Linked DNA regions of Homo sapiens: region 2 is linked to region 1. A link is an interaction called in ENCODE POLR2A ChIA-PET data of the cell type or tissue named here. Cell type or tissue: PC-9. All regions are shown on one strand. Links, peaks and the distances in the headings refer to the core of each region. The heading gives the core; the rest is flanking DNA.

The links. ChIA-PET counts read pairs that join two places held together with the same protein. Peaks named below come from ENCODE experiments on the same cell type or tissue, not always from the same donor. Only the 100,000 strongest peaks of a DNase experiment are listed, where the experiment ranks them.
Region 2: POLR2A ChIA-PET joins it to region 1 with 6 read pairs; 2 of 35 experiments call an interaction of 5 or more read pairs at or near these places.

What each region holds. Positions count from the first base shown.
Region 1 is chr22:24,400,782-24,405,175 of GRCh38, forward strand. The region is part of intron 14 of SPECC1L (sperm antigen with calponin homology and coiled-coil domains 1 like); the gene reads left to right. The region is part of intron 15 of SPECC1L-ADORA2A (SPECC1L-ADORA2A readthrough (NMD candidate)); the gene reads left to right. LOC105372960 (a long non-coding RNA gene) reads right to left here and starts at 1,878. Exons shown (of 2, transcript XR_938082.3): 1 at 1,744-1,878. RefSeq lists an enhancer at 656-715. In PC-9, for the core only: no CTCF peak of the experiment used is centred there; DNase peaks (open chromatin) are centred at 1,510, 1,930 and 2,260; H3K4me3 peaks cover 315 bases; H3K27ac peaks cover 2,982 bases.
Region 2 is chr22:24,301,222-24,305,615 of GRCh38, forward strand. It overlaps SPECC1L (sperm antigen with calponin homology and coiled-coil domains 1 like), which reads left to right. Exons shown (of 17, transcript NM_015330.6): 3 at 974-1,163. The coding sequence starts at 1,011. SPECC1L-ADORA2A (SPECC1L-ADORA2A readthrough (NMD candidate)) reads left to right here. Exons shown (of 20, transcript NR_103546.1): 3 at 974-1,163. Among named protein-coding and RNA genes, the nearest start is that of SPECC1L, 33 kb to the left of the region's middle. RefSeq lists a silencer at 2,400-2,694. In PC-9, for the core only: no CTCF peak of the experiment used is centred there; DNase peaks (open chromatin) are centred at 1,540, 1,980 and 2,340; H3K4me3 peaks cover 2,389 bases; H3K27ac peaks cover 4,000 bases.

The DNA of each region.
Region 1 (4,394 bases), core at 210-4,209:
GTTTTGATTTGCATTTCCTTAGTGACTAACCGTGTTGAGCCTTCTCATGTGCTTGTTGGCTATTTGTATATCTTTGGGGAAATGTTCTATTTACGTCCTTTGCTCATTTTTATGTTTGGGCAACTGGGTTGTCTTTCTGTTGTTGATCAAGTTCATGTTTGTTTGTTCTTAATGGAAATTTTCAAATATGCACTAAAGTCATGAGAATGGTAAAACAACCCTCCTGTACATAGCCCTAGCGACAAGATATCAGCATAGGGCACTGTCCCCACGCCCACCTGGAGGATTCGGAAGCAAACACCAGCCACTTAATGTCACCACACACTTAGAGCTCACTCCTCCCATTGTGTCATAATCAGTTTGCTTGAATTAAGATCCAAATAGGGTTCTCACATTGTGTTTGGAAGTATGTCTCTTTTAGGTCTCTTTCAGTTCATAAATCTTTTTTTCTTTCAGTTTCTTTTTGAAGGAACGGGATTGATTGTGCATCCTACAGAGTGACCCACAGTTCAGATTCTGTTGGTTCCTTCCCCATCCTGTTGTCCGTGGTGTAAACTGGTAGGCAGAGCTGGAGGGTGGATCTGATTCCAGTTCATGTTTTTGGCAGAAACATCTCAGCTGTGGAGTTCTGTCCATTCGCAGCAGGACTGGCTGCCTCTTTCTGTGATGTCACTGCCTCTGATAACGAGGTCAGTCATTCTGGGTAATTCTGTCACTCCTTCCTTCATTAGGCTTCCTCTTTACAGAGAAACCCCTTTGTCAGCTGTTCAGCTGCCTTGACTATGGTTTGGTCTGGAAAGTTCTATCAGGTGCTTGTTCCTCTCCCTTGATTTTCCAGCACTCAGGTTCACGAGTGGTTTCCAAGCCAGGCTGGGTGTGCCTTTGTAGATATCACCATAAACTCACCGATGTCACATTTTAGATGTACCACCCCATTGTACTTAACACCTAACTTCAGTTTTTCAAATGGTGAGCCTTCCTGTTGGCTGTGGATTCAGATCACCTGGGTACCTTTAAAGAACATTATGCCCTGACTCGTTCACACCACGTGAATGAATGTCTCTGGGGTGGGGCAAGCGTAGGAAAACCCGAAAAATCTTTGCAGTGATTCTAGCGCACAGTGAGGATTGAGGGTCCGTATTAGATCAAGAGCAAAGACATGCAGGGCTTATCTCCAGAGGCTGCCAGCTCCACCTCGGCCGCCTGCCCTACCTCGGCCGCCTGCCCTGCCTCCTTCTTGCTCCCTCTTTACCATGTAAGTACCAACACCTGGGCTCCATGATGAGCCAGGCAAGACTCTCCCTGAAAATGTACTGCTTCCCCTTCCTTCCCCTTCCTTCCCCTTCCTTCCCCTTCCTTCCCCTTCCCTCCCCTTCCCTTCTCTCCCCTCCCCTGACCTGGAGCAGAGATTGGCCCTGCTTCAGGGAGGAGATAAGCACTGTAGTCCCCAGGGCAGCACCCTTAGATCAGCAGCTAGAGGGCCTGGCCAGGTTACCCCACAGGCACCACCGGCCCCAGGCAGGTGCCCATTCATCACTCCCAGGGCATTCTGTGTTTAACAGCCACTACCCAGAGATATCAATCAACAGTCTCGATGGTTTTTTTACTCTCTTTCAGACATTATATCTTCTCCCACCATACTACACAGAAAAGGAACCTCACTCACCTCACTCAGGCTCCCAAACTCTGCCACAGTATAGGGGGGCATCGTGAGCCAGGGTTTTGTTAGTAACTCACTCTTACCTCATGAGGCTGGGCTGTGATCCCCAGCAGGTTTCATTCTGAGTGCACTGGGTTGCAGCTTAACAGTGTGGTGTCCTTGTGAAGCTGGAGGACCAGTGAGGACCACCTCTGCCTGAAGGTGGACCTGGGGACAGCGCTCTGCACGGCTCAGACAGGCATGAGGAAGTGGATGCTTGCATGTGTCAGCAGAGAGATGAATCAGAGCCCTTGGCTTCTTGCCCTGTGTCCATAAAAGTGGCATTTCCTTAAATAGACCAGAACCTTAATAGCTATTTAAAGAGCATGTGGTATTTGGGAGTATATTTTATGGCCCTTAATTAAACTTCAAACAAATTAAAACATTTAGAGATCTTTTATGACATATTTTTAATCTTTTTTGTGGAGATTTGTATAATCTCTTGGCTTTCACATCCCACCCTAAGGCCACAGACAGAAGGCAGGGTCACATCTACAGTTGGGGTTTCCATCCTTGGTCAAGAAGCAGTGAGTGGAAACCACCCAGCCAGTCCCTTGGAGGGGTGAGGCTGTCAGGAGTCTTTATGAGGGTAGAAAGGACAGCAAATGGCACTGTGAAACAGGCCCTGTCTGTCCCCTGTCACATCTCTTAGTTGACATTTCCTGGATGAAGGATGTGTGCCCTTAGGAGAAAATGGGGCAGAGCTTCTCATTCGAGTCTGTGCAGAGGCCGTTTTGAAAGTTTCTTCTGGCACATGTCATCTCTCTTGTTTTGTCGACCCTAATCCAAACATGGAATTATCTCGTAGAGTAGAAAAGCTCTAAATTGACCTGAAAAAAACTAAGTGCAAAATCTGAATTCATCGGTAAGAAACTTGCATTATAATTAGTAAGTAATATGTTTTCTATGTCTCTATTATTTTAAAAAAGTTAATTTTTTTCTTCTTAGATTGCCACCATTGCCTGTGAATAGTGAACAATAGAAATTCCTTCCGTTAATGTGCATTTTCCCCTCAAATAAGTGTGAGTTTTGGCTTTGAGAATAGCTTACTTTAAAGGGCTCTGCTGGCCTCCATCAGAAGCTGTCTCTGTAGGAATCAGGACATGAGTGCAGAGTGGAAGGCCCTTGGCCCTCCAGCCCCTCCGCTCTTCAGCAAAGTGTAAATGGCCTTCCCTCAGAGGGAAACCCCTGGAAGATAAGGACTTTCCTTATGCACTGAAAACGCCACTTTTACTAAATAGAAATGCTATTTCTAGGCAAGGTCTGTGAAATAAACTCGTAAGAAGGGATATCTGTGAAAGTTGTAACACTATTATGGCTCATCTAATTTCATGCTTTTCTGGCTTCTGAAAATTTCATTTGCGAGGCATACGGCCAGAGTCCCAGCTACTTGAGCAGCTGAGGCAGGAGGAACCCTTCAGCCCAGGAGTTCAAGCCCAGCTTGGGCAACATAGTGAGAGACTCCCTCCCTTTTTTAAAAGCACACAAACCTGATTTGTGGTTGCTCTTCCCTTTATTCGCCATTGCTCCTGTTGCTTCATGGCAACTCATATGTTTCTAACTGCAGGAGATTGGAAGTCCTTGTGGCCTCTCCACATCACTGCTGCATTGACCACTCTGTCCTGTTTTAAACACACTCTTCCTTTGCCTTCTGGTTTCTTTCCCCCAACCCCCAGCCCTTCCCTGTGTTCCATTAAAGGCTGTTCTCCTCAGCATGGCCATTACTTGTTGGAGTGCTGAGGGGCTGGATCCGAGGCCTCCTTCTTGCTTATGGCCCACTGTGACCATCCCTAGGGGATCCCATACAGGACTCCGATGATGCCGCACTTTCTGTCTCTCCGCACTGCTCTCCTGACTCACGTGTCAGCACCACCAAGCACCTTTGGGTATCTCCAAGGTATCTTGAACTTAAGGTGACAAAAACACACCCCTCATCTGCTCAGTGCCCACCTTCCTCCAGGGAGCTCTGCCTCTGTGAAGGCCACCACCAGCGTCTGGTTCTGCCCACAGAAGCCAAGGCCCATCCGGAGCACTGCATGCGCTCTCCCTCCTCATAGCCAGTCTGTTGCCAAGTCTAGTCTGCTTTAGCTGCCAAGTATCTCTGGAGCCCTACATCTCCCACCCACCACTCCAGCCCAACTTGATACGGACCTCTGCAGCCACTGACCAGCCGGCCTCTGACTGCCCTCCCCCTGCTCCTGGCTGTTCTGACCCCAGTCCAGCCACTCTTCCCTTTAAACCTCCTTGAGCCCTGGCCCATGTCAAGTCCGTGTGTCAGCCCTGTCCAGCAAGATGCCCGCCCACCCATGAAACCCCAGGTGAGGACTCGCTGAGTGTGCAAATGAATCCTCAAAAAGAGCAGCCCATCCCCAGGCCCTCTGCCCTTTCCCACAGGCTGTCCCTAGATGTGTGGCCATGGCCACGTCCACCTGTGGATTCCATGCTGGGGCCACAGATTTTAGGGTGTCACTGTGTCTCCTGCTCTCCAACATGGAGGTTCCCCATTACTGTTAGTGGAAGAACACAACTCCAGGCCCTTCATTTTTCTGTTTGTATGCCAATCCTGATAAGATCTTTGCAGGCCTGCAGAAAACAAATCCACACACTGGTGGCCCCGGCCCTCCTGCTGGGGTGGAAAGCTCTGCCTTGTGGCATCCAAATGGCTTTGAAACAAGTTATTGTAGAGCATGCTTCC
Region 2 (4,394 bases), core at 300-4,299, 99 kb before region 1:
CAAAGGTCTAATATCCAGAATTTACAAGTAACTTAAACAAATTTACAAGAAGAAAACAACCCCATCAAAAATTGGGCAAAGGATATGAACAGACACTTCTCAAAAGAAGACATTTACGTGGTCTTCTTTTATTTGGTACAGATGCTCCTTTATTTAACGTGGGGTTACATCCTATAAACCCCTCGTAAGTTGACAATGTCATGAGTTGAAAATACGTTTATTATACCTAACATACTGAACATCGTAGCTTAGCCTAACCTACCTTAAACATGGTCGGAACACTTAAATTAGTCTACAGTTAGACAGAATCATCTAACACAAAGCCTATTTTGTAATAAAGTGTTGAATATCTTATGTAATTTATTGAGTACAGTACTGACAGTGAAAAACAGAATGGTTGTATGGGTACTCTAATGTATGGTTTCTAAAGGTTTATTGCTTTCACATCATTGTAAAGTTGAAACATTGTAAAGTTTAAAAATAGTAAGTCAGGGGTCATCTGTGTATTGTTTTCAAGGTTCACCCATATTATAATATATATCAGAGCCAGGCACGGTGCTCACGCCTGTAATCCCAGCACTTTGAGAGGCTGAGGCGAGTGGATCACGAGGTCAGGAGATCGAGACCATCCTGGCTAACACGGTGAAACCCTGTCTCTACTAAAAATACAAAAAATTAGCCGGGCGTGGTGGTGGGTGCCTGTAGTCCCAACTACTCGGAAGGCTGAGGCAGGAGAATGGTGTGAACCCGGGAGGCGGAGCTTGCAGTGAGCCGAGATAGTGCCACTGCACTCCAGCCTGGGTGACAGAGCGAGACTCCGTCTCAAAAAAAAAAAAAAATTTTTTTTCAACTTTTCTGTAGTGACATCTAGCTTTCAAACAGTTTTATCACATGGTAAAATTCTTCGAAAACAAATTTCTAAAGCGCTTCCTTCCAGTTATGTTCTCAGTGTAATGCCATTTTTTTCCCACAGATTTGCTTGTAAATGCATCACGAAGAGGCAGCCCAGAATGAAGAAAGCAAGCAGGAGTGTTGGCTCAGTGCCTAAAGTGTCTGCAATAAGTAAAACGCAAACAGCAGAAAAAATTAAACCTGAAAACAGCTCTTCAGCATCTACGGGAGGCAAACTTGTAAAACCTGGAACAGCAGCATCATTGTCAAAGGTATTCATGTGATGTTTGAATACATGATGGGTTTTTGGAGGACTGAATTTAAATATGATGTTTAATATATTAAATGAGCATTCTTAGGGGTGTGCCCTCTTCTGGTGCTGGGAACACTTGGCCTTTGAAGAGAGCTTACAGTGGGGTGGACCTAATTGCTGTTTTTGGTCTGTCTTTTTGAATGAAACCAGACAATAGGCTTGTTCATGAAACAATAATTGAGCACCTGCCTTGTGCAGGATGCTGTGATTGTGTGAGCTGGAGGTACAGTCTGCCTTCAGGGAGCTTGTGGAGGAAAGGGTGGAGGCAAGGCACAAACATGAATAATGAAAATACCCAGGGAGAATGTCAGATACCCTGGGAGAGCAGTAAAGCATTGTGAACAGTTTCAGGTAAGTAAATATTGTTTCAAGCCTGGGAAGGTTTTATGAAAAGGTCATGTGAGCCAAGTCTGGCAGTCCTGTGACCCCTAGACAGGTGTTTTTATCTGCCTGTCTCCCTCACTGTCACCACCACAAATTGCTGTTCTTCTGGCAGCTGGTCCACGATGATGATGATGATGATGATTATACCATTTTTTAAAAAAGAGATGAGATATTATTCTTATTATTACTATTACCATTTTTTTTTAAATAGATGAGATCTATGTTGCCCAGGCTGGTCTCCTGGGTTCAGTGGATCCTCCTGCCTCAGCCTCTCGAGTAGCTGGACTAGAGGTGTGCGTATGCATGCACAACTGGAAACATGATCTGTTCATTCCAGGCAGGGCCCTGATAGATCATGGCTTAATTATTTTAAGAAGGAACTCAGGAACAGCCGATGAGGAACTTCCTTATATGTGTAGAAAGATCTAACAGGAAATGCTGGTTTTTCTATTCTAAGGTTGTTGGAACTGAACCCAGGCTTATTCCCTTGGCTCGGAGATGCACACAGATTTTCTCCTAGCTGTGGCCCTGAGGAATTGTTAGGTATCATTCTGTGACCTGGAGGATGGTGCCAGGAATAGACCCTTGCCCAGCTTCCATTGTCTCAGTGAACACACTGAATCATTTTGTTGGTGGCAGTGCTGCTGCTTTTTGGTGTAAGACAGGTGGCATTTTCTGACCTAACTGGTTATTCAGTTGCTGGGGCTCTCTTTGGCGTGGAGTGCCTGTGTGACTAGGTGACCTGTTATTTATGTGACTGGAAGAACAGGTTGAAATGTTGGCATTAGATGTGCACTGCTGCCTTCCTTCTGTGGCCTCTTCGTCAGAGGCAGGCAGTGTCTTTGGAGGTTTACTATGGAATGTGCACTGAGCAGGCATGTTACACCTTCTGAGTCTTGGATCTGGAGTTGCTGGGAATTTGGTCTTGAACAGTGAGTACTTTTCCACTGTAAAGCAAAACTGTACACTTACTCTTGCCAGCACATGCCAGCTGTCCATAGCTTTGGCTCTGCTGCATTAACAAGTTTAAATAGGGTGTGTGTGTGTGTGTGTGTGTGTGTGTGTGTGTGTGTGTGTAGCAGGAAGGTCAGGACAGAGGTAAAACTATTTGGCAACACTTTTCCTGGAGTGGAGCAATTGCCTTCACTTAAGAGAGGGGAAGGAAAAAGTCATTAAATGGAGATTAAAGTAAAAACAGAGAAGGAAAGAAGAAAATAGTGGGAAAAAAATGGAAAACATTGAAGGGCTTTGAGACCCCACAGTGTTATTTTATTTTTCTAACTTTTTTTTTTCCTGTGCTTCTCTGGCACCTAGATACTTCCTACAATTTGAATTCCTTTAACTGTCATGGAGCATTGATGATTAACCAGATGAATGAAGTGTTTGGCTTAATTATTGAGACAGCATGTGCACACACCCATTCATTTATGGACACCCACACCTGTGTGTCTGTCACTGCACAATATTCTCATGACTCTCTTCTTGTAGTGACAGGATACAGGATATGCATTTCTTCACCTCTCATTTCAAGTATTGTTTGAGGCTAGATGTAGTTGAGGGTTAAGGGGAAGGACTCTTTTGATCCAGGACACTTCACTGCTGGTTGGAGCTTTTGTAAATACAAAACACTACTGCTGCTCACAGTGAGTTTTGGAGACATTATTCCCACTTCTGTCAGGAGCTGTGTCATTGGGCTTGCAGCCTTTGTATGCTTAATTCTCCTTGGTCACAGTCAGTGGAGAGGATTATTTTCCATGTAGAGAGGGTTTCCTGCATGCCTACGCTTTGCAGGGTTCACTTACTGTTCAGGTGTTCATGATTAGTTCTTTTGAAGTAATATACTTTTCCATTATACTGATGATAATTTTTTCTAAAAATTACAGACATGAATTAATAAGCTTCAGTTAGAATCTATAATTGATATTTCTCCATGATTATTTGTGGTCATACAGTGTAAACATTTGTTAATTGTATGAACAATCCTCCTCGGAAACTTGAAAGGTAAAATTTGATAACAAATCTTCAAATTTGAGAGAAAGATGCATGTGAAACTTGGGCTTGACTTAGAGAAGTATACGTACCTGGTTGTAGTATTTCATTATTTGTGTCCGGAATGCTTGTACCAAATTATTTGCATTTTGCATCAGTTACAAAGAGTAGGCTGAACATTTATTCCTTCATCCATTTCATGTTTTTAGACTTACTGATGGGGGGTGTTTATGTGTGAGAATGCACATGCCTTTACAGAATTTTGTAGCAAAAATTAAAAGAAATAGGGAAAAATAGCAGAGAGCCTGCTAGTAGCTTAGGGTAAAAGGTAAGTTGGAAAATGCAGAGTTGTGTTTTGTTTTGTTTTGACTTTTTTTGTTGAAGTAAAGCATACGTACAGCAAAGTCCACAAAACACAGGTGTTGAGTTTAGTGAATCATCACAAAATGAAACATGTCCTTCAGTCACCACCTAGTTCAAGAAACAGAACATATGTGCCCCTCAGAAGCTTCCACCGTGCCTCTGCTTAATCATTGCCCTTCCTGTCCTCCCCCAAAGTAACTACCATTCTAACTTCTAGCACCAGAGATGATTTTTGCCAGTTTTTGATCTTTACAGGAACGTAGTCACACACTATGTTCTTTTTATGTGTGTCTGGTTTCTTATCTGTACTGTTGCATCTAGCAGCGGTCACTTCCTTTTCATTGTTGGTTAGTAATCCATGGGATGAATATACCACAGTTTGTTCATCTCTTCTGCTATTGGCAGACTTTTACTACTATTGGCAGACTTTTGGAGTTTCTTCTCTGTGGTTATG